3 separate regions of the Mus musculus genome follow, and regions 1 and 2 are each linked to region 3. A link is a loop called in an ENCODE intact Hi-C map of the cell type or tissue named here. Cell type or tissue: heart. All regions are shown on one strand. Links, peaks and the distances in the headings refer to the core of each region. The heading gives the core; the rest is flanking DNA.

The links. A loop is a pair of places that touch in the nucleus more often than their neighbours do. Peaks named below come from ENCODE experiments on the same cell type or tissue, not always from the same donor. Only the 100,000 strongest peaks of a DNase experiment are listed, where the experiment ranks them.
Region 1: it touches region 3 in a loop (2.0-fold over the local background); 1 of 42 quality-filtered maps calls a loop at or near these places.
Region 2: a loop joins it to region 3, with 2.9 times the contacts of the local background. A loop is called at or near these places in 1 of 42 quality-filtered maps.

What each region holds. Positions count from the first base shown.
Region 1 is chr11:100,521,378-100,531,371 of GRCm38, forward strand. Acly (ATP citrate lyase) reads right to left here and starts at 6,623. Exons shown (of 28, transcript NM_134037.3): 1 at 6,418-6,623; 2 at 2,063-2,244; 3 at 605-727. The coding sequence starts at 2,221. In heart, for the core only: a CTCF peak has its summit at 5,888; DNase peaks (open chromatin) are centred at 3,884 and 6,624; H3K4me3 peaks cover 3,664 bases; H3K27ac peaks cover 2,755 bases.
Region 2 is chr11:100,933,751-100,943,744 of GRCm38, forward strand. It overlaps Stat3 (signal transducer and activator of transcription 3), which reads right to left and starts at 5,790. Exons shown (of 24, transcript NM_213659.3): 1 at 5,506-5,790. It overlaps Gm46295 (a long non-coding RNA gene), which reads left to right and starts at 4,588. Exons shown (of 2, transcript XR_001780333.2): 1 at 4,588-4,736; 2 at 5,323-6,492. In heart, for the core only: CTCF peaks have their summits at 3,981 (motif pointing left) and 6,074; DNase peaks (open chromatin) are centred at 4,561 and 5,791; H3K4me3 peaks cover 2,224 bases; H3K27ac peaks cover 2,078 bases.
Region 3 is chr11:100,617,023-100,627,016 of GRCm38, forward strand. Nkiras2 (NFKB inhibitor interacting Ras-like protein 2) reads left to right here and starts at 5,933. Exons shown (of 4, transcript NM_028024.2): 1 at 5,933-5,986; 2 at 7,170-7,277; 3 at 7,921-8,162; 4 at 8,972-9,994. The coding sequence starts at 7,184. The coding sequence ends at 9,211. Dnajc7 (DnaJ heat shock protein family (Hsp40) member C7) reads right to left here and starts at 2,605. Exons shown (of 14, transcript NM_019795.5): 1 at 2,506-2,605. The coding sequence starts at 2,582. It also overlaps a transcript of Zfp385c not described here. In heart, for the core only: CTCF peaks have their summits at 2,743 and 5,793; DNase peaks (open chromatin) are centred at 5,909 and 7,009; H3K4me3 peaks cover 2,639 bases; H3K27ac peaks cover 1,746 bases.

The DNA.
Region 1 (9,994 bases), core at 3,318-8,317, 95 kb before region 3:
TCTGTGCCAAGCAGAGAGAAAGAAACACATCCTTCCCGGGCTAGGCCAAGCTACCCCAGCTCTTCTCCACCTCCCTCGGAGAGTGAGAAAGAGAAGAAACAGCTCTACCTCGGAGCATAGCTTAGCCTTCCTAAGCCGCATTTCATCTTAGCTCTCAAGCTCATAGTTGAGGATAGTCACGGAGCTGGGAGACCTGAATTTAGTCTTCTGCATTAATAACTGTCTCCGTCCACGGCTCCCCAGCTAATGTATCTTTCTCGCCTAAGAATTATGCAGTTCCCCTTTTTGTCTTGGTAGCATGTTACCCGGAGAGCAAGCAGTTCTCAGCATAAGTACAAGCCCTAGCTCCATGTTGGTAGTCACAGCTTCTAGCTCCTTAATTGTTCTATAAGGGCATCTTATCTGTATCAGTGGATTGATCTTCTGAGGAAGGCGCTGGGAATGACCAGCAAGACTGGGCTGCAGCCAGGGCAATCCACATGCCATCTTTTTTCTCTGCTACTATGTGACTGGGTTAGGTTATGAGCCATCGGTTGGTTGATCTAGAGGTCACCATGTTGTTTCTTACCATCCCGACCTCCCCCATCACTACACCAAGACTCACAGTGGCTTCATGTCCCAGGCGAGGTTTTAGCCAGGATTTGACTCCATCCAGAGAGAGATTGACCCCGACGAGGCCAAGCTTTCCTCGACGTTTGATTAACTGGTCTGGCTTGACAACCAAGCTCTGCAATGAAAGGGGTTGAGGAAGGAAACGGGAATGTGGGGAGTGAAGTTGTATGGCTTTGATCGCCCTGCTTCCAGATCCAGCTCACATGTATCCAGAAGGGCCACTTTCCTGCCCAGAAGCCTTCCTTGACTACCCCAGCCAGGATGAGCCTGGCAGGGTAGACACTGCCGAGACATCTGCTGAATAAGCAATCTCTTCTTCTGTGAGGAATTAACTGCGTCGTCCAACCATGTTTAAAACATGGGCCAGTCCTTGTGGCCTAAGACTTAGGACTTCTGTAGACAATCTGATCAACCCCATCCCTGTTTAAACCCTAACCACAACAGGCCAGGCAAATCAGTCCCTAGCTCCAGTACCAGGAAATTTACTACCATCCCAGCCGCCTCGGAAAGGAAAAAACCAAAACATCATAAAGCCTTGTCTGGGCCTGCCACAGAAGTCAAGGGCTTCCCAAAGCCACCCCAAAGATGGTATAAAGGGATCTTAAGCGTGTCTCCTCTACGCTGGTCTCCCCCATGCTTAGCCATCAGCCATTTTCACAAAGTACAAGGTCCCACTTCTTTATTCATTCTTATGTGTAGGCGTGCTTTGCCTACATGTATGCGGGAGAGGACATCAGATCACCTGGAAACGGAGTTACAGATGGCTGTGTGCTGCCAAGTAGAAGCTGGAGTCACACCCATGTCTCTACAAGAAGAATACCTGATCTTAACCACTGAGCCATCTCTCTAGACTCAAGGTCCCACTTCTTAGATGTCCTGAGATGTCCCACTTTGGGGAAGGGAAGTAGAAGCCTTGTTTGTTTTTGTTTTGTTTTTTCAAGAAAGGGTTTCTCTGTGTAATATTCCTGACTGTCATAGAACTCACTTTGTAGACCAGGTTGACCTTCAACTCAGAGATCCTCCTGCCTCTGCCTCCTGTGTTGCGATTAAAGGCGCCACCAGGCCAAATATAAGTGATTTTTTTTTTTAACTGAGCCTTTACCAACTGCTGGACAGCACACTAAATGCTTCCTGGATGTTCCTGCTAATCCTTATAGCTCATAAAGTGTTATCCCTATTTGACAGATGGGGACCTAAGATCAAGAGACGTGAAATGGTTTGCCTCAGGCCACATGGTTCATAAATGGAGAGGTGTGATTTGGATACCAGCCTGTCTGGTTCCAGATGAAGGGCCCAGAGCAAACGCAAGACCCTGCTTGGCCAGCTGCAGCAGACACAGAAGCAAGTCTGCAATCACGGCGCTCCTTGAGACACCTCCAACAAAGCAAATGCTTTCCCCTCCTCAGAGCCTGAGCTGGACAGAAGGGCTCAGGGTGCAGGCAGAGCTTACCTGGCTGAGCAGCCACGGGTGGTCCTGCAGCAGATGGGCCCAGTCTGTGTCGGGAGTCACCCGGGCGTACTTGAACCGGTTCTGGATGGCCGAGGTGGTGCAGATGTACTTGTACAGGAGTTCTTTGCCGGTCTGCTCTGAAATTGCCTTGGCTGACATGGCTGCAGAGAGACCTGGTTTACCTACAAGGGGAAGAGGACCTGCATGGTCAGTCTGGGCAGGAAGGTCAAAGCACTATCTTCCCCAACAGGCTGGATCTACTCCCAACTCCCCCCCAAACAATAAAACTAGATCTTGGCTTTTCTCAAGAGAAAGAAAAAGGGCCACCCTGGCAGGAGGGGATGGGAGGTGTCCCCAAAGCAGCGTCGTTGACAGATCTAGATCTAGAGGTGAGAAAATTGTAAAAATTATGAACGTAGCACCAGATACAGTAGTGTCTTCCCATAATTCCCCTCACCTGGGAGGGAGAGGGGGTAGGATCACAAGGTCAAGGCCAGCCTGGGCCATATGAGATCCTGTCTCAAAAGGAGAAAGAAAGAGAAAGAGGGAGGGAAGGAGAGAAGAAAGGAGAACAAGCAACAACAACAACAAAAACCTGCAAAGTTCTTCTGGAACTCTTGGATTGACCTTAACCTTGTCTCTACTCCCTCTGGGCAAACTAGCTGGCCACAACCACCTTCAGTCCAGAGTAAAAGGCAGATCAAAGGGGAAGCTAGGAAAGAAGTCCAAGAGTCAGATCCAAATGTGAATACTGTTCTATGAGATGGGCCCGGACACACTGAACTATTCTTTATGTCCTATGACCTGTGAAGAACACTGCTGGCCTTGCTTTCTTCCTAGGTTTCATCCCCCTCCCAGCCTGACTCACATATATCCCCTGTCCCCTAATAGAGTACAGGCCCTGGTGGGGTAAGAGGAAGGAAAGAGTTACCTCAAAGCTCCTTTCAACTAGGACACTAGACTCCCACCTCCAAGTACATAGCAGTCCCAGGGCAGGAAACTATGACCTACAGATCATCCCATCCACCCCACTGAGTCATCCGAGCTGTCAGCTTGGAGCAAAACCCTCTAAGCAAAACAGAGGTCTCTCTGGGGACCCCCCTGTACTAGTCATTCCTAAACTGAGCCAGGACTGGGGAGAAGGCAGAAGCTATCTTCGGAGCTGCAAGCATAGCTCATTGGCAGAGTGCTTGCCCAACACGCATAAGGCCCTGGGGTTTGCTCCCCAGCACTGCAAGAAATAACTTACCTCATGGGAACGCATCAAGTCCACTAAGAGGCATAATCCCACTTCTCAAAATTCAGAGGGAGGGCGTGAACTTGCCTAAGAAGGCAGACTCACCAGTTAGGACTCTGGTCCTAACACTCTTACAACCGAGTCTCTAGGAAACAGCTACTGCAGCCTAAGAGAAAGACCATTTCTCCCAAGACTGACTGGGCCCCCTTCGACTCAGAAAGAGTCTATAAGGAGAATTCTCTCGTCCTTCCTGCCCACTACCTTGCCAGACACACCCACTCCGCCCCAGAGCAGCTTGTGTAGAGCACTGAGAAGAGATGGAAAAAGGAAACGCAGTCCTGCCAAGTGCCTGCCTGGACCAAGACAAGCTGCCCCTGTGTCTTCGAAAGGGCCGGAATGGAAGCTGTTGCATTTGCTCAAGAGAAAAAAGTCAAGTCCGTGTAAGGAGGGGAAGTTAGGGGCTGACACGCCCAGGAAGGTTAGTATTCTCTCCTAGCCCAGGGAAGGCAAGAGTCACAGGGTCACACTCAACTCCTCTGCCAATCGGCCACGCTGGAGAGACTTCAGATGCTAGCCCTGGCTGGGCTGCCTCCCCTATCTCTAAGGCACCACAATGGGCATACTCAGCTTGGGGCCGGGTTCAAAGTAGGTAGCTGGAAAGGGGCTTCTCCTGGGATGGCTTGGAACTCCTTAATTTGTTTCTGAAGGAGACGCCCCAACCAGCCCCACTGCCCCAGAGTCCTCCACCCCCACCCACTCCAGTTCCATTTCCCAACCTTCTTGACTCAGACCAGAAAAACTGGTCCTGAAATCGAATGGGCACACCCACCCCTACCCACCTCCCAAACAGAATGCAGCCCAGGGCACCTTAATCAGAAAGAGGAGGGGGCGGCACTGACCACTTCCAGCCACTCATACACCTTCAAAAACAAAATCACACACTTCAGAAGAAAGGAAGCCCCTGGGCCAAGCCTATGCCTACGCATAAACCAGTTGACAGAAGACTGACCACAGTCCCCAGAATTTAGTACCTCCCAAAACAGACCCAAGACCCAGCTAAGGGAAGGATGAAGGAGACAACACAACCTTAGGCAACTGAAGGAAATCACAATTTTCTTAAGTCTCAGATCACCATGAGGTGGGTGAAGGGGTGTCTCTGGTCAGGAGGAAAAAAAAAAAAATAGGGAGATGATACAGGAACGGTTTGCCAGTTTACCAAAACAAGATGTGCCACCAGAGCACTGCGGCTTGGCTGGAAAGGCTGAGACAAAGGACTCTTAGACTAACTGGTGGAAGGGCCTGGTCTCTCAGCAGGGCAGCTCATACATCCTGGGAGGCCCCAGGAGAGATCAATCAAAACTTCACTCATCAATTCCCTGCTCTCAACAGCAATGGATCGGTGAGGTTCTTTCAGAATCTAAAAAGCCTGAAAACCGTGAGGGAAGTAAGTATGCGCTTACTCAAACATGTGAAAACTTCCGTTATTAGGAACAATGTGACAAAAGTACATCAGAATCTGGGATTGGAGGACACCCCCCTCCCACACACACACACCCCAAAGCCTTTCTCAGCGGCTGATCACGCTGTCAAATTCGTGATGGATGGTTTCACAGCAGAGCTGAGCGCCCACTCCCCCAACAAACTGTTACCTGTTAACAATAACCTGCAAACTCTTAGTGGGAACCATGCCCAAGGTTCCAACACGCACACGCACCTATACACTTAGATATATGGACACACACACTCACATTCTCTCTGTCTTTGTCTGTCTCTATCTCTCTCCAAGAAAGGGATCTTTTGAATTGAATGGGCTATTTTCTACAGTGACTGCCTGAGGACTGAATTCACTCACTGAGGCCCCAGGAGCAGCCCAGAGGGAAGGGTGAATGAATGAAGCCTGCTTTTAAAGAAGACTCCTCTGGGACCCACTGAGGAGGGTCGACAAAACACTCTCACTTTAAGGGCTGGGGAGGGGGAGGGGATGACAAGCAAGCAATCCCCTATAGCAAAGGAACGGACAGAACTCTTCCGAGTATTCCCTGCTACAGCAGACAGTGTCTAAATAGAGATTAAAAACAGCAGCTACTCTGTCTTCAAGGCCTCCTTTTACTGCCCCCCCCCCCCGCAGAGGGGAGCGTTTAAGCAGCTTTCTAAGAGGTGGAAATGATCTTTCCAGGACAGTTATCTCTCGATAGTAAAGAAACCCGACATGCTGAGCAAAGTTAAAGCGGGGACAGACAGGGTTGGCTGGCAGACTAAAGTGCCTTATGCTGTCCTTTCCAAAATTATGTCAGGAGGGATCCCTCATAGCAGAATTTCAAGACTGAAGAAAGCAGCAAGCTTTGGGGACCAGACCTCTGCCAGGCCTGACAGGAGGTAGAGGTAGGTAGCATCCTTTGCACACACGCGCGCCCGCGCACATACACACACCCTAGGTGCTTGTCTCATCCAGACTCCTGAGCACTCCGACCATCTGTTGTTTGGGGGCTACACCAGTAGGGAGCTCCTTAGCAGGGAGAGCCCATCCAGCGCCGTCGCTCCGGAGCCAAGTCCTCGCAGCAAGGCCTCAGGCACTCTGAAGCAGCACGACCCCGCGTGGCCAGGGCCCGCTCCCTACACTTCGACATAGAGCTTAAGGGATTCACCACAGAACTAACAGGACAGGCCTGCTTGAGTCCGGCTTGCGAGCGGCCGGCGTGGAGAGAGTAGCCACCGCCATCTCTACTACCCGCCCCGGCATCCGGTGGGGAACCCGAATGGGGCCCAAAAAAGTGTCCCAAAAAAAGCCCGACTAGACTCGAGAGCTGGCCCTGGGTGGAGCTGAGAAGAAGCAGGACGCGCAAAGGCAATCCGGAGGAGGGAGAAGTAAGGTCGGTGGCAAGCAATGTGCAAACTCCCAGGAACTAGAATAGGATTGGGAGGGTGTAGACATGCGGCCCGCGGCTGGGGAGAAGACTACTATAAAGCTTAGACCCGCACAAAACTTCCGAGCAGGTGCAGGGAGCGCGCGGGAGCGCCCAGCCAGGGAGCCCGGAGGTGGTTCCGGGTTGGGGGAGGGAAGCAGGAAGCTTAGTGGGTACTGGGGGGTCGCACCCGCGCCTACGACTGCCGTACTCACCTCTTCGAGAAAGCCTGAGTGTGGCTCTCTGTCCGTAAGCACCAGCTCACCCCAACTCTTCGGATCGCTCCAGCCGCCTGCAGCAGCCGGGGATCCGGCTTTTGTTCCGGCCCAAGTGGGCTCCTCCCCGCCCCCCATCAGCTCACAGGCTAAGCAGCCCGGCGATTGGGCACACGCGTTCCCTAGCCTGAGCTCTAGGCTCCTCCCCATTCGCTGCTGTGGTGGCCCCGCCCTCAGGCCTGACCTGGGGCTGATGGGACTTGTAGTCCCGGACGTGGGCGGGGCCGTGGGCGGGGCCTAGGATGGGGAGATGGGCCGGGCGGCTCTAGGAGGAGAACCTACGAGGCTGGGGGCTGTGGCCTGATCGTTTCAGGGGCTGGGCCGGCCAGCCGCCGGGTTGGGTAGCTGAGGGAGGGGGTTGTTGGCCCAAAAGGCTATAGCACTTCTCCCTGGACCTGGCGTCCTCTTCCTCCCTCCCAGGAGAGCAACTGACGTTCTTATCCCAGGCTCTTGTAAGCCGCCACACCAAACCCAGTGCGTTAGACCTGCTTTTGAAAAGCTACGTCTGCTTTCCTTTCACACGTGTCGCCTCTCCGCTCCTGGAACCCTCCCCAGGGAATTTACCAGAGCCAGTCTACACGACCACGCTACACAATCAGACTGTCCGACCTAGGACATAGATTGGAGGAAGGGGTAAACTAGTGAGGCCAGAAGGACGCCAGTCCCAACGCGAGTCCTCTTACAGGCTCACCTGAGCGCGGATCTGGGCGGAGCTGATCATTTATCTGAGATTAAAACTTAGGACTGGGGCCATCCCTGCCCAACCTCTTGCTCCCTCCCCCAACCTCAAACTAAGACACCGAAAGCAATGAACAACCTCCTCTTTTCTGTTACTTGCGAAAGATAGAACATATTTTCCAAACCCAAAACTGGAGCGCCCAGTCTAACAGGTACCCGAGAACTTCTGGGGCAGAATAGATAAATCATAAGGTCCTGGAAATCAGGAATTCACTGCTTCCCTGGAGTGGAAGCCTCTCTTGCTTGTCCCCTAGTCCCAGTATGTCTTCCCAGATGGACCCAGAAACTAACAATTTTCCAGCTCTAGGAAGGAGGCCAGAATCATCCTTTAATCAGCTCAGGTGATGCGTCAGCCCAGGGTGCAGAGAATCTGCATGGCTGTGCCCCTGGCAAAAAACCCTGGGTCAAAAGCTCCCTGCAACAATGTTGCAACACTCTCCTGGGCAAACACTTTCCCAAGGCCCCCCACTCCCAGGCCCTTTTCGGCCAGTCTTTGGATGGCTGAACTTGTAACACCCATTCTTGACCAGCGTGTGCTCCTTTTTTTGTTTGTTTGGGTTTTTTTTTTGTTGTTGTTGTTTTGTTTTTTACGAGACAGGGTTTCTCTGTGTAGCCCTGGCTGTCCTGGAACTCATTTTGTAGACCAGGCTGGCCTCGAACTCAGAAATCCGCCTGCCTCTGCCTCCTGATTAAAGGCGTGCCACCACTCCTGGCTAGCGTGTGCTCCTTGATGACGTCTTTTTTTTTTTTTTTTCTTGGTCCCTTCCCTAATACTCATTCTTTAGAAATAACAGTTTAGAGTGCCCCTTGCTCCTGCAGTTGAGGGAGAGGCCTAGAACCTACCCAAATCTCTGTGAGTGATCACTTCTCCCCAAGTAAATAAATATCGTCTCTGAAGTTGCTCAAATTCAGGCCCTGGAGGACAGCAATTCAGAGTTTTTATTAAAGTCTGTTTGTTTTCTGTTTGAGACAGAGTAACATGTAGCCCAGGTTGTTCTTAAACTTGTTGTTTAAATAGAGAACAACCTTGAATGTCTATCCTCCTCCTGTCTCAGCTTCCCAAACGCTGGAATAAGTCGTGGACCCTTGGGACTAGCTAGTCTTCACCAGCTAACCAAAAGACTGTAGTTAATGTGAATTACCTGTGGGGTGTCCTAGAAAAATGACTAAGCAGGTAAATGACTTGCTATGAAAAGATGATGCGAGTTCCATTGCCAAAACCACATAACGGCAATTAAAGAAAAATGGCTCCACAAAATTGCCCTCTGAACTCCACACACATAAACTGTAGTACCTGTGTCCCCCTACATATACACAATAATAGCTTTTTTTTTTTTTTAATAGGCGGGTAGATCTCTATGAGTTTCACACAGCCTGGTCTACAACACAACTATTCCTTTGTTTAGAAAGAATAACCTTTAGTCCAGCATGGTGGCACACACCTTTAGTCCCACCACTTGGGAGGCAGGTGTATCTCTGTGTGTTCGAGGCCAGCCTGGTCTACAAAACAGGTGCCAAGATAGCCTGGGCTATACACAGGAAAAAAAAAAAAAAAAGAAGAAGAAGAAAGGAAGAAAAAAAAAAAGGGAATTTCCAGCAGAATGTGGTAAGGCAGTGTTCTCAACCTTCCTAACACTCGACCCTTTAATACAGTTCTTCATGTTGTACTGACCCCAACCATAAATTATTTTGTTGCTACTTCATAGCTGTAATTTTGCTACTGTTATGAATCATAATTTAAATACCTTATGTGCAAGATATCTGATATGCAACTCCTGTGAAAGAGTCATTCAAAGCCCCCCTAAAGGGTCCCCACTCACAGAGGGAGAACGGCTATGGGAAGGGAACCCAATACTCTCAGCATTCAGGAGCCTCAGGAAGGATGATCAGGAGTTTGAGGGAAGCCTTAGCTATACAGTAAGATTTTCTCCAAGCAAAACAAAACATTGGAGTTAGAGAGATGGCGCAGCAGTTAAGAGCTCTTGATGCTGCTCTTCCAGGACTGAGGTTCAAGTCCCACCACCCCACATGGCAGCTCAAACCTTCCATAACTCTAATTCTAGGAGATATGATGCTCTCTTCTGGCCTCTGCAAGCACCAGGCACACACATGGCACAGATGAACATGCAGGCAAAACACTAATAAACATAATTTTAAAAAAAGAAAAAAGAAAAAAGGACACTCAGCCTGTGTGGTGGTGGAGTATGCCTTTAATTCCAGCACTTGGAAGGCAAAGGCAGCAAGATCTCTAAGTTCAAGGCCAGTTTGGTCTACAGAGTGAGTTCCAGGACAGCAAAGGCTACACAAAGAAATCCTATCTTGAAAAACAAACAAACAAACAAATAAACAAAAAAGAAAAAAAGAAGAAAATCAAATAAATAAATAAATAAGAACACGCCTAAACAAGTATCCAGGTAAGAAACAACTATAAACTTTTTTTTAATGTCAATTTGGCAAAATCAATAAAAATTGGAAATTGCCTGAAGCTCGCCCTGGTGGTGTGGTGCAGGAGGGCTGGTGAGCTGACCAACTCAGCTACCACCCAGGTCCACATCCAGGGCTTTGATTTGGCACACCCCCAAAGCTACAGTATCTCTATAGGTCAACAACAGGATCTCTAAAAGGACTTTCCAATGAAACTCCAGTATTGATCGTGTAGAAGAAGCCAAAGGCCTCAAACCAGATCAATGACTCATTGCAATGAACATGTTCAGGTAAAGAAGTATGGGTGAAAGGGACTATGTGACACACTGTGACACACTACAGCTTCCATGATGGG
Region 2 (9,994 bases), core at 1,874-6,873, 320 kb after region 3:
TAACTTTCAATGTGTTGACTATTAAAATACATGGAGTGGATCATAGGTCTTTGAAGCTGCAAAGAGGCTTATCATGAGAGCCTCTATGTAACAGGAATGTACAGTTTGCCATGTCTATATCTCTATGTCAAAGATATATCTCCTCTGTCACCATGTAAATCCCCAGTCCCTAGTCACTTAGCTTCCCCTGTAGGTCAAAATCTCCTAATTACTCTTTCTTTCCTTCAGGTCACTAATGGTGCCATGAATCATAACTTGCCCAACTTGGTAACCAGAGAGAAAGATTGAAGATTTCAGTGTTAATTGATATCATTTGAATGTTAGCTACGTGCTAGGCACCACGCAAAATTTCTTATGATGTAACAAATGATCTCACTCGGTCTTCACAGCTACCCTGTGAGTGGACCCAGCAGGCAGTTTGTGGACAAAGAAATTGAAACTCAGAGATGTTAAAGCAACCAGCCTTAAGGACAAAGAGGTGTTGTATCTGAAAATTCAAACCCAAGGTGTCTGGCCTCATAGCGCTGCTTTAGAATGCCATTGCGTCTGTCCATGTACCACAAAACCCTCAAGCACATCACCCAAGCAATAGTTACCTTAGGAGAGCTCAGAATGTGAGTTTCTTGACTGACGCATTTAAAAGGTCAAAGGTCAGGTCAATTGTTCAGTGGTGAGTAAAGTCATTTATTACCACAGATAGAGCTGGCAAGATGGAAAGCCAAGGTCTAAACATCACTTTCTTATGGGGGTAGATTTGCCTTCCATATTATTTTGTTGAGCTGTTAAAATGATTTTCAATAAAATAGATCCAAAATGAACTGGTAAGTTAAAGAGTGTCTGGGAAAACACACACTGAACTATTAACAGGAAAACAGGTAAAGCTTTTTAACACAGCATATATTACTATCATGAAAAGAATTCAATCTTTTTAAAACACAGTTCTAGTGACATGATCAGAAGAGAAGGCATAAAAGATGTGGCTCTGTGGCCTTCCTGTTTCCTTCTCCTCAATTAAGAGCTTCCACTTTTAGCCCCTAAACCCACTATGCTGTTTTAAGCTCAGCACATCCACGCCCCCACCACCTTGAAAGAACTGTACAAGCTCTGCAAGAATTCCTAACCCTCCTGTAAGTGCTCTGGTGTTCCCGGAAACTAGCCCTCCTGTAACCTCTCACCCCTGTATAGAATGAGCCTCTCTATCCTTGGACCTTTTCCTAAGAACTTAAGATATACAGGGCTCTTGCTGTGGAGCTGCATGCTCTAAACATTTCACTTGCATGAGAGAGGGTCTCCCTGTATACCTCAAGTTGTAGGCATGTGCCAACATGCCAACAGACCGACCTTCCCCCCACCCTTTTGTCTGTCTTTTTTTTTTTTTTTTTTAAAGTTAGGTAAGAAAACTGAGGCTCAGCCAGGCAGTGGTGGTGCACACCTTTGGTCTCAGCACTTGGGAGGCAGAGTCAGGCAGATCTCTGTGAGTTGGAGGCCAGCCTGGTCTACAGAGAGTGTTCCAGGACAGCCAGGGCTACACAGAGAAACTCTGTCTCAAAAAAAAAAAAAAAAACCAGAGGGGAGCTGGGGGGTGGCCGTGGTGGGACAGGAGGGGAGCTGGGGGGTGGCCGTGGTGGGACAGGCAGGACTGAGGCTTAGCTTCTGACCAAGAAGCAGTGAATCCAGGATCGGATCCCAGGTCTCTCTGCCTCCGTAGCCTCAGACTTGAGCCACTCACTCCTCTGCCTTAGGTGAATACTGCAACAGTGTGCACTCTGGTCCCCACTAGGCCTACAGTTCCATGAGAACTTGGGTGGGGTTTTGAATACTCATTCTCCTTGGCTCCTGCCCAGCTTCTACTCTCTGCTGCTGTGGTTTTGTTCTGGTTTGGTTCTTTAACACGGGGTTCTCTACATAGCCCCAGCTGGCCTGAAACCATGAACCCCAGGCTTCCCTTGATCAAATTTGCAGCAATCCTCCTGTCTCTGTGAAAATACTTTTTCTTGAACCGGGGCTTTGCTAGGTAGTCTCCAGCTAGCTACGCAGAATACCTGGCCTTAAATTGGTAGTGGGCCTCCAGCCAGTGTCTCCCAAATCCTTGAATTGCAAGCATATACCAGCAGACCTGCCTAGCCTTTTTTGAGACAGGGTCTTATTAGCTACTCAAAGCAGACTTGGAATTCACTAGGTAACCCAGGCTAGCTTCAAACTCACTTTTTTTTTTTTTTTTTTTTTTTTTTGGCCTCAGTTCTTGGCTAGCCACATGCTAAAACTGCAGACATGAAACATCCATGGCCAGCTTCTGCTTAGTGTTTTGTTCCTGTTCATCTTAAGCCAGGGTCTTAGCTGGCCTGGAACTCAATTTGTAGACCAGCTGGCCCTTAATTCTTAGAGATCCACTGCTGCTGCCTTCCAAGTGCTGGAATTAAGGGCATGTGCCGCCAGCACCATTCATCCGTCTAGCATGTGTGCATGCGTGTGTGTGTGTGTGTGTGTGTGTGTGTATGTGTGTGTGTATGTTAGCTGAATAAAGTTATAGCAAACATAACATAAAAAAATGAGAACCATAGTAGAAATTCATTCTTCCAAATGTTACTCCTTTAAACAAATTATTTCCAAGAATTTGCCACCAAATACAATCTGGTAATCCCAACTATCTGCACCAGAGCAAGCCAAACATTCTTTTCACCATCAAAGACAGCAAGCCAATGCCATCCTCCACCATCTCACTGAGGCCGGTCCACAGCACCAGGAGTCCTTCAAGATTTAGGGCTATCCTTCAAGCACTCTTTAGATGAGTTTTTTGGTTTTTTTATTTGGCTAGAACTTTAAAATCCGAATGACATAAAATGTGTTCCGTGGTAGAGTGCTTGTTAGCAACCTAGGTTTCGTCCCCAGAAAGGGAGAAAAGGAGAGTAAAAGGGAGGGAAACTGAGGGAAAGAAGAGAGCAGGGAGGGACAGAAGGCACAGGTGTAAGTAATAATGCCTTGCTCTCCTTAATGACATCAACGTGTTGTATTAGACAATAAAGCATTTATCAAGTTGCTCCAACAGCCTGCAAATCTACACACAAGATGTCACTCTCCCTAGCACTTTTCACAATGTCAGAGAGGTTAAGTATTCTCTGAGCTGTACACCATCACCATCTCTTAGAAAACATCAGCTAAAAGGCTTCTGGGCTTGGGCATCAAGGAAGGTGCTCACTACCTCCGCGCCCTTCTCACATTTGGATGTCAAGACAAAAGAAAAAGGAACTTTCTACAGACAGAAACGACCACTGACCACAAGGCTCTCCGGCTGAAATGTCATTGAGGTCACAGCCGCCCTTTAGCTAAAATTTGCCTAAACATCTCCATTAAAAAAATAGCTGAAGTTTGACAGTAAATTATGCTAACAGGAGAGGGAGAGAGGGGGAAGGGGGAGGGGAAAGGAGAGAGGGGGGAGAGGGAGGAGAGAGGGTGAGACACAGAACAGTTACTTTGGCTTTCAGCTGCCAATGTTTCATTATTCAGATTTTCTCTGATACTTCTCAACAGGGAACATACTCACTCTAAATTGAAACTGAATACTTAAGCATGGACCAAGAAATATGTAAAAGGCAGACGTTAAACCATTGTAACTCACGATGCCTTAAGGCAAGTGTCTAGGCCTATTGGCCTCAATTTCCTTATCTACAAAATGAGGTTAGCATTCAGTGAGCCACCTAGCTATCTCTCAGCCCCTATCGAGAGCCTCATAACTGAGGATTATCTCTAAGTGGTTATTTGTCCCGATGAACTACAGATGAAAATAAAAGATTCATGAATCTGCTAATGGTTCTTTGTGGGGAGTGTGCTAACACTAAGAACAAACACTCCAACATTTTCATTATTATTATTCCAGATTCTCTTCCCAGTGGTTCTCCCCAAAAGCCCTAGGTTTGATTCCCAGGACCCAGGTGGTGGATCACAACCATCTGTCACTAGTTCCAGAAGCTCTGATGTCCTCTTCTGGCCACCTAGGGCACTGGGCACACACTGGCACAGACGTGCATGCAGGCAAAACACTCATACACATAGAACAAAGATAAATAAAGTCTAAAACTAAAAAAAAATTAAAAGATCCCGCTTAGTGTTCTGGTCCGGCACATGCAATAATGAAACAAACATGTTTCCTCAAGGAACATAGACATTATTTAATATAAAAAGAGAAAAAATGGCTGGCTCAAATCCTAACAGTCTAATTCCACATTAAAAAGAAGATAGAAGTGATTTATTGCTTTAATATATTCACGTCCATGCTGCACCTACACTGACAGCCCAACATTCACAATGCATACACAAATAAGCACTGTAGTAAACAGCAGGTATAAACTACACACACTCTGAATAAGGAAACTGAATAAGCACTGACAGTACCCATACACACATCAATTGATACAACCGAGGGATGTGGACCAGGTATGAAAAAAGTGACTTGAGCAACAGTCTGGATTTTGCCAACTTACCAATTTATAGCCACACACCCCCCAACAGGTAAAGTTTACACACAGAACTCAGCCAAGGCCAGCCTGTCTTTGTTTCCCTAGCTTCTGCTTTTACACAAGAGCTTGGCTATGAGACAGAAAACTCCCACTCTTGATTGGCTCACCCTGGCCTGTGCAATTAAGCAACACCACGATCCAGTAAATGCAATGGCTCAATTATTTATCGTCTCGTCGAGTTTACCAGGTGTTTATGAGAGAACAATGTCAAAGAGGAAAGAGGTTTGTTGCTCTTTAGAGCTGGTTTGGCCAGGGATTTATTTTGAATTGGGAAAAAAAAAAGTGTTCTTAACAAGGTGGGGGAAATCATAGCTTAACACAGAAAGAGATGGGAGAGAATTTAGAAAGGATACAAGTTTGTCAATTTTCTATAGGAAATCTGATTCTTAAGAAAAAAATCTAGCCAGTCCCAGAGGCTGGGGGGGGGGGGGGAGGGGGAGGGGGAGGGGCGGAGAGGCAGGAGGAGAGACACAACAGTTCCCACCTCCTAAGTGGGTACAGCTGACTACAGAAGGAACGGGAGCAAGGCAAAGAAAGTGGCTAGGCAAGGAACGGCCAGGCCCAGCACAGGGGCAGGAAGGAGGCTCCTTCTAACGCCTCCACCCCAATGATCTCCACCTGAGTGGCAGTGGCTCTGGTGGCCCGAACGTCCCTAGCCTCCGGGAGCAGTCACAGGAGGGCCGCTTCTGTCAGTTCTGTTACCCTCAGCCTAGAATGTCCTCCCCCCCACGGTCCTACACCCCCCAGAACTCCCCACTCTCTCTCCGCATCTCCCCCTCGAAACTTACAGCGTCCCTTCCTTTCCCAGGCTGGTTCCTGTCATCCGGACGTCAGTGCCGCCGGGACGACCCTGTGTGTCTCCTCCTATCCTCCTGCCCCATGTAAGTGTCCATTCACAGCTCTAAGCACCCCCACAGCTGACGAACCGTGGGGTCCCCCATGCCGTCCCCCGTGCCGTCGGGGAGGTGGCCCCACCCTGCACCCCCTTCACCTGTCTCCGGGGCTGAGGCCCGACTGGCCGGCCTGCGCTGACTCCAGGCGCGAGCTGCTGGGCTCCCGAGGGCCGCCTGGCCTCTCCTAGCCGACGCGGTCAGGCGACACCGAGCGGGGTTGTACCTCAGCGATCCGGTTAGGGCTCGTTCCCTCCGCCGCGACGTCGGAACCCCAGGTTCCCCCTCCCTGTCTACACTGCAGCTCCGGAAACCGCTGAATTACAGCCCCTCCAGCCAATCCCCACCCAGCCGCCACTGGCCAAGACACGCCTCCATGCATAATTAAGGAATGGCCAGCTGGCTAGGCCACCCTGAGGCCTCCGGGCGAGCGCTGTACTTCCTAAGCCCCGCCCACTAACCAATGAAAAACGCCTCTAGGAGAGAAGGCGGGGTCGAGAGCTCTGGGCACACCTCCCTGAGTTGGCTGTTCTGAGAGCTTTGTGCTCCTCCCTCCGCGACCAAGGGACGCGCAGAGGCCTAGCTTACAAAAAAGCCCGGGGGGAGGGAGGAGACATTAGCGGAATGTCCTGCTGAAAACTCAGCTGAGTTCCTGGCAGTGCGTGACGTCAAGACACTTTAAATGCCCTGATACGGCTCGCTTCTGCCCGCTCTCCCTTTTCCCGGCCCTTGGCACCACGTGGGGGCGAGTTTGTGAGCTCCTTACCACGTGGGAATCAGCCACTTAGGCGGTCCCCAGGTGTCACCCCACTTAAGCATTTGGGTTTGTGGAGACATCAAAAAAGAACATGGGCAACTCCTGGCTGCTCTGAACTTCAGTTCTGCGTGATTATGGGCATACACCCGGAAATATGACGTGGAAATAGAGTAATTACTAGATTGCGTGGGGGAGAATAGTGGCTATAACCCGGTTCTCTGTTCCACCATTTCAAACCTGAATCTCAACAGCAAGGCTGATTGGTCAGCTCACAGAAATGCAGAGAGCCTATGCATGACAGCTGACACGAATACACAGTACTTGCCATTTCCACGTGTGTCTGAGTTCTTTTTTTTTTAAACTGTTATACTGGGTCTTGAAATTCTGAAAGATAGTTTTGACCAACTTGTTTCCATTAAAAGGTACTTATTTTAGGAGCTAGAGGGATGCCTAAGTTAAGGGGACTGCCAGGCTGATCCTGGTAAAAATTCAAGTTCAAGTTCCAGCATCCCACAAGATGGCTCTTAGCCATTTGTAACTCCACTCTGGGGTCTGGGGGGGGGGGGGGGATCTGAAGCCCTCCTCAGGCCTCTGCCCGCAGCAAAGACACACACCTTGTGCAGAAAAACGTGCAGACAAAATTAAATCACTTTTAATTAGGCACTTAATTTTAAGAACTGAAGCTAACACACACAGAGAGAAAGCCCATAAAATATTCTGATGATTTTAGGATTCATTGTTAACATTAACTAGTCTTTCACCATTAAACTTAAATGTCCAATTGAGACAAACCAGTTCTTCCACACTTTCCCACTACTGCTTAACTAGAGTGGCAGGAGTTAGGAGTAACATCCATTTAGTCTTTTGGGGGGGGTCTTGACGCTCTTGAAATTATCTGACCTATTTCACGTCTTGTATGTTGGGAGTACAGATTTTACTGAGTTGGAATCAGCAGTTCATGGTACGTGTATATGCTTGGCTTTCTGTCATAGAGAATGAACTCTGCGTACTGCAGTGATTTGTATGTATATGTGATGGTAGGGACTTACAAGTACACCTATTGGTGTTTGTATTGCTGGTGATTAGCACAAAGAGAGATAAAGATAAAAATCTAAAATCTACAAGGGGCTGTTACCTCTCCACAAAGATAATCCCCCAATGGTATATTTTAAAACACAGCTAATATACACAGTTCAGGAAACTTCAGGTTTTTGTTTTCTTACTAGTATCCTGTTTTCTTGAGACAGGATCTTAGGATCTCAGAGATTTTTTTCCAGCCTCTATCTCCTGAGTGAGCTGAGATTGAAAACATTCCTCCCACACCTGTGGAAGGCTGCAGATTTTTCTGTTTTTAAAGATTTGTTTATTTATATGAGTACACTGTAGCTATATACTTCAGACACACCAGAAGAGGGCGTCAGATGCCCACTACAGATGGTTGTGAGCCACAATATGGTAACTGGGAACTGAACTTAGGACCTCTGGAAGAGCAGTGCTCTTAACTACGGAGCCATCTCTCCAGCCATGTCTGTTTGTTTCTCGAGACAGGGTTTCTCTGTGTAGCTTTGGCTGACCTGAAACTCAGTTTGAAGACCAGTCTGGCTTCAAACTCTTAGAGATACACACCTGCCTCTTGCTGCCCAAGTGCTGGGATTAAAGACGTGTGCCACCACTGCCCAGCTAGGTTGAAATTTTTTTAATAAAAATCTTCACCTTCTTCCTCCATCAGTCTATTTCCCTAAAGATAGATATCGTTATTAATTTCTGGCGAGAAGAATCAATGACTCTCAACCTCTCCTGGGTCACAGATAGTCTGTGAGACTGACAGAGACTATGAATTCTAGGCCCCAGGAGAGAGACGGCCCAGGCTTTTACTCATGTCTACTTATGGTTTCCGAGATGCCTGAAACCTGTCCAAAGCCTGGAGATCGAGACCTCGAGTACCACTTCAGATCCATCTTTATGAGTGTGTAAGGTTTAGAATAGAGTCCGGAGCTTTGATCACTCTGCGCATGCTTCATCACTGAGCTACTTCCGCAGCTCCATACCTAGTTGCAAAGCAAGAAGCAAATGTAGGGTCATTAATGTTGAACTTAAGTCTCCCATTACCTGGGTGATCCACTCCAGCGTGAAAACTGTTATATATACACCTAGGGAGGGGTGGGGAAGAAGAACACAAGCATACATGAACACACACACACACACACACACACACACACGGAGCACAGCATTCATCTTCACAGCAGGATATTCCCAGATATTCCCCATATCTCCTAATTCTCTTTGAACTTGATGGCCCCTTTAGTCTACTAGCTCTCTGATAACATAATTTAGTATTTGTTTAATGATTCCTTGCTGACAAAGCACATATAACCATTATTCTTTTGTCAAAGTTTGGTTTAGTCAAGGTTTCTCTATGATACCCAGGCTAGCCTACAACCACATTCCTGACTCCCGCTGCCAAAGTTCGGGCTGCAGGTAAAGGTCACCTTGCCCTTCACATTTTCTCTTCTTACCCCCCACCACACACACACACACACACACACACACCGATCATTTAGCAAATAGGAGAGGCCATAGAATCCACTGGTAGAACACTAAAGTTGAAAGACTTGTTTTGTGGCTCAAGCTCATAAACTCAGTTGGGGGCCAGGGAGACAGCTCATTTGATAGCCTACCTGCCATGCAAGCCTAAAGACCTGATCCCAGATCTCCTCAAAGCCCAGTGTGCTCCTAGGTCAGTGGGCAGAGCCAGTTCTAGGTTTAGTAAAGGACCACTTCCAAGGACAGGGTGAGCTTTCTAATTGGCCCAACAGGTAAAAGCAATTGCCTGACAACCTGAACTCAATGGCCAGGGTCCCACATGATTGAAGGAGCAAACTGACAACTCCAAGTTTTCCTCTGACCTTCCCACACATGCTATGGCATACAGACATGTTAGAAACACATACACAGAGAGAGAGAGAGAGAGAGAGAGAGAGAGAGAGAGAGAGAGAGAGAGAGAGAGAGAGAAATAGGGTTTTTCTTTTTTCTTTTCTTTTTAATTCATTTTTTACACTTCATATTTCATTCCCCGCTGTCTTAGTCAGGGTTTCTATTCCTGTACAAACATCATGACCAAGAAGCAAGTTGGGGAGGAAAGGGTTTATTCAACTTACACGTCCATACTGCTGTTCACCAAGGAAGTCAGGACTGGAACTCAAGCAGGTCAGGAAGCAGGAGCTGATGCAGTGGCCATGGAGGGATGTTCTTTACTGGCTTGCTTCCCCTGGCTTGCTCAGCCTGCTCTCTTATAGAGCCAAGATTACCAGCCCAGAGATGGTGCCACCCACAAGGGGCCTTTCCCCCTTGATCACTAATTGAGAAAATGCCTTACAGTTGGATCTCATAGAAGCATTTCCTCAACTGAAGCTCCTTTTTCTGTGATAACCCCAGCTGTGTCAAGTTGACACAAAACTAGCCAGTACACCCGCCCCCCCCCATCCACCCTACGACTGTTCCACGTCCCACACCTCCTCCCCACCCCACCCTGTCTCCAAGTGGATGCCCCCACCCCTACCCCACCTGACCTCTAAACTCCCTGGGGCCTCCTCCAGTCTCTTGAGGGTTAGGTGCATCATCTCTGAATGAACACAAACCCAGAAGTCCTCTACTGTATGTGTGTTGGGGGGGGCTTCATATCAGCTGGCTTCATATCAGCTGTCTGTTAGGTGGTCCAGTGTCTGAGAGATCTCAGGGGTCCAGATTAATTAAGACTGCTGGTCCTCTTACAGGGTCACCCTTCTCCTCAGCTTCTTTCAACCTTCCCTAATTCAACAACAGGGGTCAGCTGC
Region 3 (9,994 bases), core at 2,729-7,728:
ATGGGATTAAAGGCGTGTGCCACCACCGCCCAGCAAGAATGCATTTTTCAGCCGGGCGTGGTAGCGGAGGCAGAGGCAGGCAGATTTCTAAATTCAAGGCCAGCCTGGTCTACAAAGTGAGTGCCAGGACAGCCAGGGCTACACAGAGAAACCCTGTCTCGAACCCCCCCCCCCCAAAAAAAAAGAATGCAATTTTCACTTTTATTTACAGTTATACTGACTTGGTAGTAGATAACTGCTTGTTTGTTTGTTTGTTTGTTTGTGCCTTGATGTTTTGCTTGCATGTATGTCTATGAGAGCCAGACCCTCTGGAACTAGAGTTACAAACAGTTGTGAGCTGCCATGTGGGTGCTGGAAATTGAACCCAGGTCCTCTGGAAAAGTTGTCAATGCTCTTAACCACTGAGCCACCTCTCCAGTCCCAATAACTATTTTATAATCAATAACATTAAATTCCACAAAAAAAAAAAAAAATCAGTTAACCAAATACCATGCTTTACATGATGTGGCTGCATTGTAACACTATTTGTTTTCCTGTTTTATGTTCTCGCTCTCTCTCTCACACACACACACACACACACACACACACACACACACACACATACACACACACCCCTGCCTAGCCTAAAACTGTGGATATCTGGCTGCCCTTGACCTTGTCCGATTGCCGCTGCCTCCAAGTGCTGGATTATGGTGAGCACCACGTCTAGCTTCTTTTTATAAAACCCAGACTGATGAATTCCAGCTCTTTCTGCCTTTGACTCCCAAGTGCAAGGATTACAGATGTGTGCTACCATACTCAGCCTTTGTTTAATATATCTGTCCATAAACATTTATGACCATTTATGACAAAATACCCTCTAAAGCTAATCTGGTCTTTTAAGGAGGAGTTGCTTTAGAGAGGGGACACAGAAGTTAGCCTAGTGTAACCGGTGCACACCTTTAGTCCAGCACTTGGGAGGCAGAGGCAGATGAACGGTTCTCTATGAGTTCAAGACTGGCTGGTCTACATAGAGACCTGTTTCAAGTCCGAATCAGTGACACTCTCTACAGGAGATTTACACTTGAGTAGGATAGATTCCTCAAATGACATATAGCCAAAGTCCCTATTTATAGCAGTAAGAAGCACTAAATTCTTTCCAAATATAAGTAAAATAAAATGTAAGCTCTGTTTGTGTTAGCGAGGGGCTTCCGTTCTCATTTGGCAATACCTTAAGTTATATAGGAGCGGATGATGCTTAACTCCAGACACTGTAATGACATGGAAACTCAAACAGGAGGAGGAGGAGGCAAGGCTAAACTTGATAGCTCTTGATCAACTACACTTTGTCTAGCATCTCAGCTTTCAAGTCAGGTACTACCATACACCTGATGACTACAATATTCCCCGTATCTCTCCGAGTACCGCTTATAAGTCTAACTTGGACAGTAAACCCCTCAGAATCCTGATTTCTAGACCTCCTGAACTGACTCTGTTCAAATTATTCAGCCTGAAGACATTCCCTACAGGCTTGGTATGAACATGAACCACAAGGGAAGGAGAGTAAGGGGACTGTAGTCCATCCTAAGAAAAGGATCAAATTAATCATGCTACTGATAAAAGAATCAGTTCACCTTTGGTATCAGAACAAGTCCCGCCCGCTCCCAAGCGTACTCTAACCCCCCCACCCCACCCCACCCCACCCCGCTTTGAAAACCCGTTCTTAAGCTGGTGTCGGAATTCACCAAGTGTTCGAGAAAAACCACTCACTCAGCACCTCCCTAGGCTAGGCCAGACTAGCAATCCCGAGCCACTGCAGCTGCCCAGCAGTGCCAACTGCATTTAAACAGCTGTTCTCCTTGAGCTTAAGAATGCTCTTGGGAGGAATGGCGAAGAAGCGTCTGCCCCCGTACTGCAAGAGACAAGCTCCTCATTCGCCCTTCTGTCTATCCATTCTTAACTTCTACGGCTATCGGGGAGTGGGGGGCGACCAGGTCCATACAGTGAGCATCCAATTCTCTCAGCCTCACACTAGAGACCACTAAGGGTCATTAGTGAGGAAAGGGAAGTGAGGAGGAGAATGCGGGCTTCGGAGACGACCAGTCAGGACGGGCAACAATGCACACAAGTTAACCAGAGCGGGCGGAGGTCGGGGCTCTGTTAAGGAAGTCGTCATTGTCGCCGCGACGCCTCCCCCACTCTGCAGCCGACCTCTGGGGTTCCTACCCTTCCCCCCGCCCCCGCCCGGGAACCCGGCCTCCACGATGAAGTCCACCTTCCTCCCCGCGGCAGAACAAGACCATGCCTCAAGCTCCCTGCTAGGCGGAAGCAGAAGGGGACAGCAGACCCCCTAAGTGTACCCCTTCAGAGGGATCTCGGTCGACTCCAGCTCAGATGGGGGCGGGGGGTGTCTGCAGGAGAGCCATCGTCTCTGCATCTGGGGGCTGCCTCGCTGGCGGGTCCACCTGCCCCAAGCCACGAGCTGCAAGCTCGTCTCCTCCATGACTCTACCACCCGGTTGGTTACCTCTTGGCGTCTTCGTCCTCCAGCAGTTCAGGCTCGGTCGCCGCCATTACCACATCGCACTCCGCGGTAGCCGCCATCTTACCGCCGGGACCAGAGAGCCGGGTGGGAGGCAGACGGTGTAGAGCACTTCCGGTCGGAGCATCGAGCCGCTCGGCGGCGCCGCGCCCAGAGGGACTCCCTCGAGCCCGTCTACCAACGAGAGGCTCCGCTTGGGGCCAGAGCGGCCTTCCATCCCTGGAGGTCCACGGTGGTCTCCGCGCTGGGGCGGGGGCCCAGGGACGGTTCCTGTGCGTAGGGGGCGCCACTTTACCCGTGAATAGGAGGAGGGTACAGAAGGAGGTTGCCTCTCTGGGCCTAAGCTTGCCTCAGTATCCCTACAGCCCGGTTGCCATAACAACTAGCAATCCTAGAGAGCCTCCGGTAACGCTTGGGAGTCCCTGGTGGGTGGAGACGGGGTCCCCAAGACACTTGAGGAAGAAAAGCCCCCCCCAAGACTACCTTCCTGACTTTGCAGTGTGTCCACAGCTTCCTCCCTGGAAAGGCATGAAGAGCTACTTTGAGCCCAATCCCCAGCTTCATCAGTTCCTGGAAGCCCTGCCCAACCAAGCGAGGGGAACGCAGGGCGTCTTCACCCTGCTCCTTTCATCCTCCACGGATCTCTAAGCACCAACTGGTTCATCACCCCAATGACGCGGACCCTTTTATGAGGCTGCTTTCATGTCAGCCGCTTGGGAGTGCCATCTCAGCGTTAAGCCTAGAAAGGATGACATGGCGCGCCAGCCCCTGCCCCGGAGTTTATAAGGCAGCTCATGGGGTGAGGTCCCTTTTCCTCAGTGTCCCCTGTACTCCTACTTCTCATAAACTCTACCCAGCACGCTTGTCTGGCCAGATGTTGTCTGGATTGGGAAGACAGCATAATTATCTTTGTAGTACCACTACCACACACAACAGTGTTGGATTAAATTGAGGCCCTCTGAGGTTAAATGTGGGGAGGAGACGACCTTGAAATTGTAATTTAAAGCCAAAAGGAACGAAAATAAGACAATGGAATTTAAATTTCCCTTAAGGAAAGTGTGTGTCAAAGTCCCTAACCTTATTTGTAGGTCCTTATCATTACTGACGGAGTGGAAACTACCTGGGCCACTGGATAGAGAATGATAGCTGGACCTCAGTGAATTGAAATGCTGTGACCCTTTAATATGGTTCCTCCTGTCATGGTGATCCCCAGCCGTAAAATTATTTTTTGTTGCTACTTTGTAGCTATAAATTTTCTACTCTTATGAATTGTAATGTAAATATTTTTGGAGATAGAGGTTTGCCAAAAAAAGTCATGACCCACACAGGTTGAGAACCACTGCCTTAATTAACGAATTTAATTTTTCACCCATTTTTCAACAACGGGGGGGGGGGAAACAATTTTTTTCTTCCTTCCTGAATTTCTTATGTTAGATTTCTTCTGTTCATCTGTTCAACATGAAACCTGGGGTAAATCACACAGACCCACTGCCCTTAGCTTGAAACCTTGTCATCAATGCTTTTTGTCCCCACACCACACATCCCCCAAGTCTTTTCATCCCAAACTCTTAAACAATAAACTTAGAGACTGCAAATAGTCTCCTAACTGATCCTCAGTTTCATCTTTGCCAAGCCTTGGCTCTTCCGAGAGAATGACCTTTCTTGCAAAAGTGGATGGAGTGTGTCATTTCCCTGTAATAAACTTACCAATGGCGTGCTATTGTGGTGTTTGGTCCCTGGCCTCCCACACATCTTCATTATTTGGCTAGTCTCTGCAATCAATACTGAGCCCCTAGGGATTCCTGGCTCCAAAACTGTCATGAACCTTGTTGTATTTCCTCTGTGTAATAGCTAGCCCTGCTTGTCAACCTGACCGAATCTGGAATGAACTACAATCCAGAAATGCAGGGCACACCTGTGATCCAGATCTTGAGGTTGGAACACAGGTTTCTAACCTGGATCTTGACATGGAGATCTTGAGGAATAGTGACCAGGAAAAGCTTAAACCCAGGTAAGGTAGTTACATGCATTTAATCCCAGGAGATGGAGGCAAGCAGATCTCAGTGTAAGGTCAGCCTGCAACAAAGCAAGTTCCAGATCCAGACCTGGTGGCACACACCTTTAATCTGGGACACACCTTCTGCTAGAGGCCTTCATAAGGACGTTGGAAGAAGAGCGATTCACTCTTCTTTGCTTGCTTGCACTTACTTGCCAGCACATCTGTTGGAACCTACTACTTCAGGATTCCAGCTTAGGCAGAAGACCAGCTGAAACAACGAGCCTCGTGGGACTGAGAGAACTACTAGATTCTTGAACTTCTCATTCACAGCTGCCCACTATTGGGTTAGTTAGAATACAGACTGTAAGTAATTACAGTAAATCACCTTAATTTATAGAGACATTCCATAAGTTGTGTGACTCTAGAGAACCCAGACTGATACAAGAAATGTCATGGTTCTTGTATTTCCTCTGCTTCAGAAATCTCTGTGCTATTCGGCCCTTCAAACATGAACACAGACACCCCCCTTTCCTCCCTCCTCTTTGGTACCTGTCACCTCTAAGTTAAATGCCCCTCTGCCATGCCCATAGCACCCCACTTCAATAACAGCATTCATCATGGTTGGTTTTAATTGTTACTTTGGCTGGCTAATTATTCTAGACAATGAATTTATGGTTCAATCATTCTAACTTGTAGCTTTTCCTTTGTATATGGCCCTACTTAAGGCACAAACAAGACAAAGTAGGTGCTGGGGTGTTTGGTTTCTTTGTCTGTTTGTTTTTGAGACAGGGTCTCTGTATAGACTATGTTGTCTTCAGAAAATCTCCCTACTTCACCCTCCCAAGTGCTGGGATTCAAATGTGAGCCTCCATTCTAAGTTCAAAAAAATTGCATGGTTAGTTGAGCGTGGTGGCATGTGCCTTTAATCTCAGCGCTCGGGAGGCAGAGGCAGGTGGATCTCTGTGAGTTCAAAGCCATCATGGTCTACAGAGTGATTTCAAGGCCAGCCAAAGCTACACAGAGGAACCCTGTCTTGAAAATCAAAAGAAAAAAATTGAGGCTCAAAGAGCATTTGCCTAGTATGTGCACGATCCTGGGTTCCATTCATAGCATAGCATAGCCAAGAAAAGAAAAAGAAAACTTGTCGCATAGATGATAGAACGAAACGTCACTGGTCACTGTCTTTTAGAGAGAGAACATTTTAGTGTCAGAGCCTGGAACATCGGCTTAATAACCAGACACAAGTTCTGGTGGGTATTTCCCCGCCGGCCTCTGGGGGCGCTGTGCGATCCGCGCTCACTTTACGCCGCCGGAAGTTGTCTTGAAGGCTGGCCGTTGCGGGGCGGGACCTCTGGGTCAGTCCTTCCACCCAGAGGAAGAGGGCCGTCTTTACGGTCGAGCTGCCCCTCCCATGGTCCGGCCCACTCCGGGGGGCACCTCAGCGGGAGTGCTGCGGGGACCCGGGAGGTATGGAGCTGGGAGGCAGGGCTCAGCGCGGCCTCTGTCTCGGATTCACTTTGGTTGTCCTGTGATTGCCTCTGAGATTCTGAGGGGTGCCCTTCAGGGGTACTCTGTGGCGGCGGCCTCTGGCAGCCTCTCGAGTGTCGCTTACTAAAAGGCTCACACCACGGGGTGGAGATGAGCGACAGGAAACTCTCCTGGAGAGGTTTCTGCTTGGGACCCCTTTGAGGCTTACCTCTGGATCTCTGCTTTCTGGGGGGAGGAGGAAGGGGCGATTACTGGCGCTCCCCGGGTGCCTGTGTCAGGAAGTTTCCCTTTAGAAGGACCTCTCTCTGCAGTCTCAAGAGAGTTTATAAATCTGAGCTTTCTCTGTGCCTGTCAGTTCAAGGGATGTAAAAGCCATCTTTCGGAAGCACTTTTCTCTTTATTCTGTTTCTTGTCAGATCTTTATTTTACCGGTGGATTCAACTGGGAATGGTTAAATGGAATTTATTGCCATCCAAATTAGTCATTCAAGAAAGCAAGTTATGCCGGGCAGTGGTGGTTGCACGCCTTTAATCCCAGTACTTAGGAGGCAGAGACAGTCAGATTTCTGAGTTCGAGGCCAGCCTGGTCTACAAAGTGAGTTCCAGGACAGCCAGGGCTATACAGAGAAACCCCGCCCCCCCCCCCCCGAAAGAAAGAAAGAAAGTTTTTCTCCATATTTGCACACTCTCCCTGAGGAAAAGATGTCAAGAAGAATCTAAAATCCCTGCTTCTTTCTTCACGGAAGTCATGGTTAAAAGGAGAAAACAGCCTGGTGTGCATATGCCTCAACTATTTCATCAGCTGGGAGCCAGCTTGGGGTACATGAGACCCTGTCTCAAAACAACCCCCTCCCCCCAAAATCAAACAAAAAGAACAGGAGTATTTGTGGAACTTCCTTCAGTATTTGGTGCCCTATCTTGTGCACAGGAACAAACCCGGCCAGCTGTTTTTGTCACCCCACTCTCTAAGCCCCTCCCTTTGTGGTGCCATTAACCCCACCCTGGCTGTGTGCCAAATCCTGGCCACTCATGGGATAAGGAGGTTAATTACAGCTCACTGCTCAGTAGTTCGGTAAACATCAGGGTGGTGCTAACTCCCTGATGCTCCCTGGCCTGCTGTTTGGATTCTGTCTTCCCTCACCACACGGCTTCTGTCCTTTTAGGTTGAAAGCTAAGCATGGGGAAGAGCTGCAAGGTGGTCGTGTGCGGCCAGGCATCTGTGGGCAAAACTTCAATCCTTGAGCAGCTTCTGTACGGGAACCATGTCGTGGGTGAGTGTTGCTGGGCCCGGGAGACTGGCAGAAGACCTTGAGTGAAGGATCTGGTCACATCCTGAATCCAAAAGCTAAAAAGGACACCAGCTGCTTTCACACCCTCCCAATTAGGGCTGGAGGCAGGGCTGACTGTCAGAGCCCTGGTCTAACATGTACTAGTCCTTGGGTTTGAACCCCACAATGGAGGGGGAAAATAAAACATTGTACCACCCAAGTTCTATGACATTGTACAAATCTAGAAGGAAGAAACCCAAAGCCAAGATAGGAAGAAGCCCATTCCCACCCCACAGCACTTGGCCAGAGGTGGATGTAGGGTGTCTGCTTCTATTACTGCCCGCCTTGTTGTTATCGTCTTTGAGAGGGCCTCACTGTACGGCCCAGGTTGGCCAGGAACTCTCACAGATCAACCTGTCTCTGCCCCTGCCTCCCCTCCTCCAAGAGCTTCAATTCAAGGTGTGTGTCTCCACACCCAGTTCTGTGTTGCCCTTTTGCTTGGTGTGATAAAGACATGACACTCGGTCTCACTCTCAAGTCTGGTCTCTCCCGAGCCCCCATATTCCTTATGCCCTGTGTCTGGTCGGCTTGTTAGGCTATCTACCTTGCTCCCATCTCCCATCTCTCTTGACTCATTTTAACCCAGGTTCTGAGATGATCGAGACCCAGGAGGACATCTATGTAGGCTCCATCGAGACAGACCGAGGGGTGCGGGAGCAGGTGCGTTTCTATGATACACGGGGTCTCCGGGATGGGGCCGAGCTGCCCAAGCACTGCTTCTCCTGCACCGATGGCTACGTCCTGGTCTACAGCACAGACAGCCGAGAGTCGTTCCAGCGCGTCGAGCTGCTCAAGAAGGAGATCGACAAGTCCAAGGACAAGAAGGAGGTACATGTCCTAGACTTCTGCTGGGAGCCCAGTGGTAGGAGAGCATGAGCGTGGGTCCTCGGTATGCTTTCGGGTGTATACTGGCTGGTTTTGTGTGTCAACTTGACACAGCTGGAGTTAGCACAGAGAAAGGCACTTAAGGTGAGGAAATGCCTCCATAAGATCCTGCTGTGGGGCATTTTCTCAATTAGTGATCAAGAGTGGAGGGCCCCTTGTGGGTGGTGCCATCCCTGGGCTAGTAGTCTTGGGTTCTATAAGAAAGCAAGCTGAGAAGCAAGCCAGTAAAGAACATCCCTCCATGGCCTCTGCATCAGCTCCTGCTTCCTGCCCTGCTTGAGTTTCAGTCCTGACTTCCTTTGATGATGAACAGCAATGTGGAAAATGCAAGCTGAATCAACCCTTTCCTCCCCAACTTGCTTCTTGGTCATGATGTTTTGTGCAGGAATAGAAACCCTGACTGAGACAGGGTGCTGGCATGATTCCCAGTTGTGCGCATTTGCCAAGAGGTAGTTTAGGAGCTAGAAGGCCGGGAAGATCATTGGAGAGGGTCTTCAACCCACACAAGAGGTAGTGGGCCACATGATAGGAGAGCTCAATCGCTGAGTCTTCTTCTTGGTTTACTAGGTTCCCTCCTAGCACATGAAGCGCGGTCTAGTTTTCCTTCTCTGGGGCTCTGTGTTCTTGCTAGTCCTCCAGAAGTCCTCTGGGAACTGCATCCTCCCCAGCTGTTGGCCAGAAACAGCTGATGGCTACACCTGGTCCTGAGCCACTGCATGCCGACAGTCCCTGTTCTCATCTGTCCTCTCCAGGTCACCATCGTGGTCCTTGGCAACAAGTGTGACCTGCAGGAGCAGCGTCGCGTAGACCCTGACGTGGCCCAGCACTGGGCCAAGTCCGAGAAGGTGAAGCTATGGGAGGTGTCGGTGGCTGACCGACGCTCCCTCCTAGAGCCTTTCATCTACCTGGCCAGCAAGATGACCCAGCCGCAGAGCAAGTCTGCCTTCCCCCTCAGCCGCAAGAACAAGGGCAGCGGCTCCTTGGATGGCTGAATAGCTGCCCTTCTTGCTTCACCATTCCAAGCCCATTCCGGGATGGGTGGCGAGCACAGGGTGCATAAGCAAGCTGTTCTTCCCAGTCGGTAGGGGAGTGACCCTCTAGGACAGGAAGCTGGGCTGGCCCAGGCCAGTGCCACCTTTGTCCTCTCTTAACTCCAAGAAGTGCAAGTGAACTTGATTGTTGGCCCTCCCTTGACCTTCCATAATAGTTCCCACCCCTCCCCCAGCTGACCATATTTTCTCCACTGTCACCTAGACACTTATGGGTTAGTGTCCCTTCCATCTGCCTGGTGCAGGAAGCAGGGCCGTCATGCCAACGCGCCCAGTCCAGGATCTGCCTCCTATCAGGGATCCCAACTCTGAATTTCCTGCCACTAACATACACACAGTACCAGCCTTAAAACAAAAGACTAGGTACTGTAAGCATACATTTGTGCGAGCTGGCTTAGGGTTGGTTCCTCATCCTCCACCCTGACCTTTCCTCTGGCCTGTTCAAGGCCTGGTAAAGTCAGGCTCCTGGGAGTGGCATTTCCTGTTTGACCTCTACCCATCTCCCAGTTGTTTCACTTCCTCTTCCTGTTCCAGGAGCAGAGGTCTTATTGGCTGAGGTAGAGTGGAGTGATGACTGGGCTGTCACATGCCCTGAGACTTAGCAAGACTCTTCTCCCCTGAGCGTCAGTCTTCTCGTATGTGAGTTGACAGAAGCTTGGATGTCACCTAGAGCCACGGGTAGCGCTGTGACTTTTCTAAAGCTGGTGGCTTGGGCCTCCTGTGTGT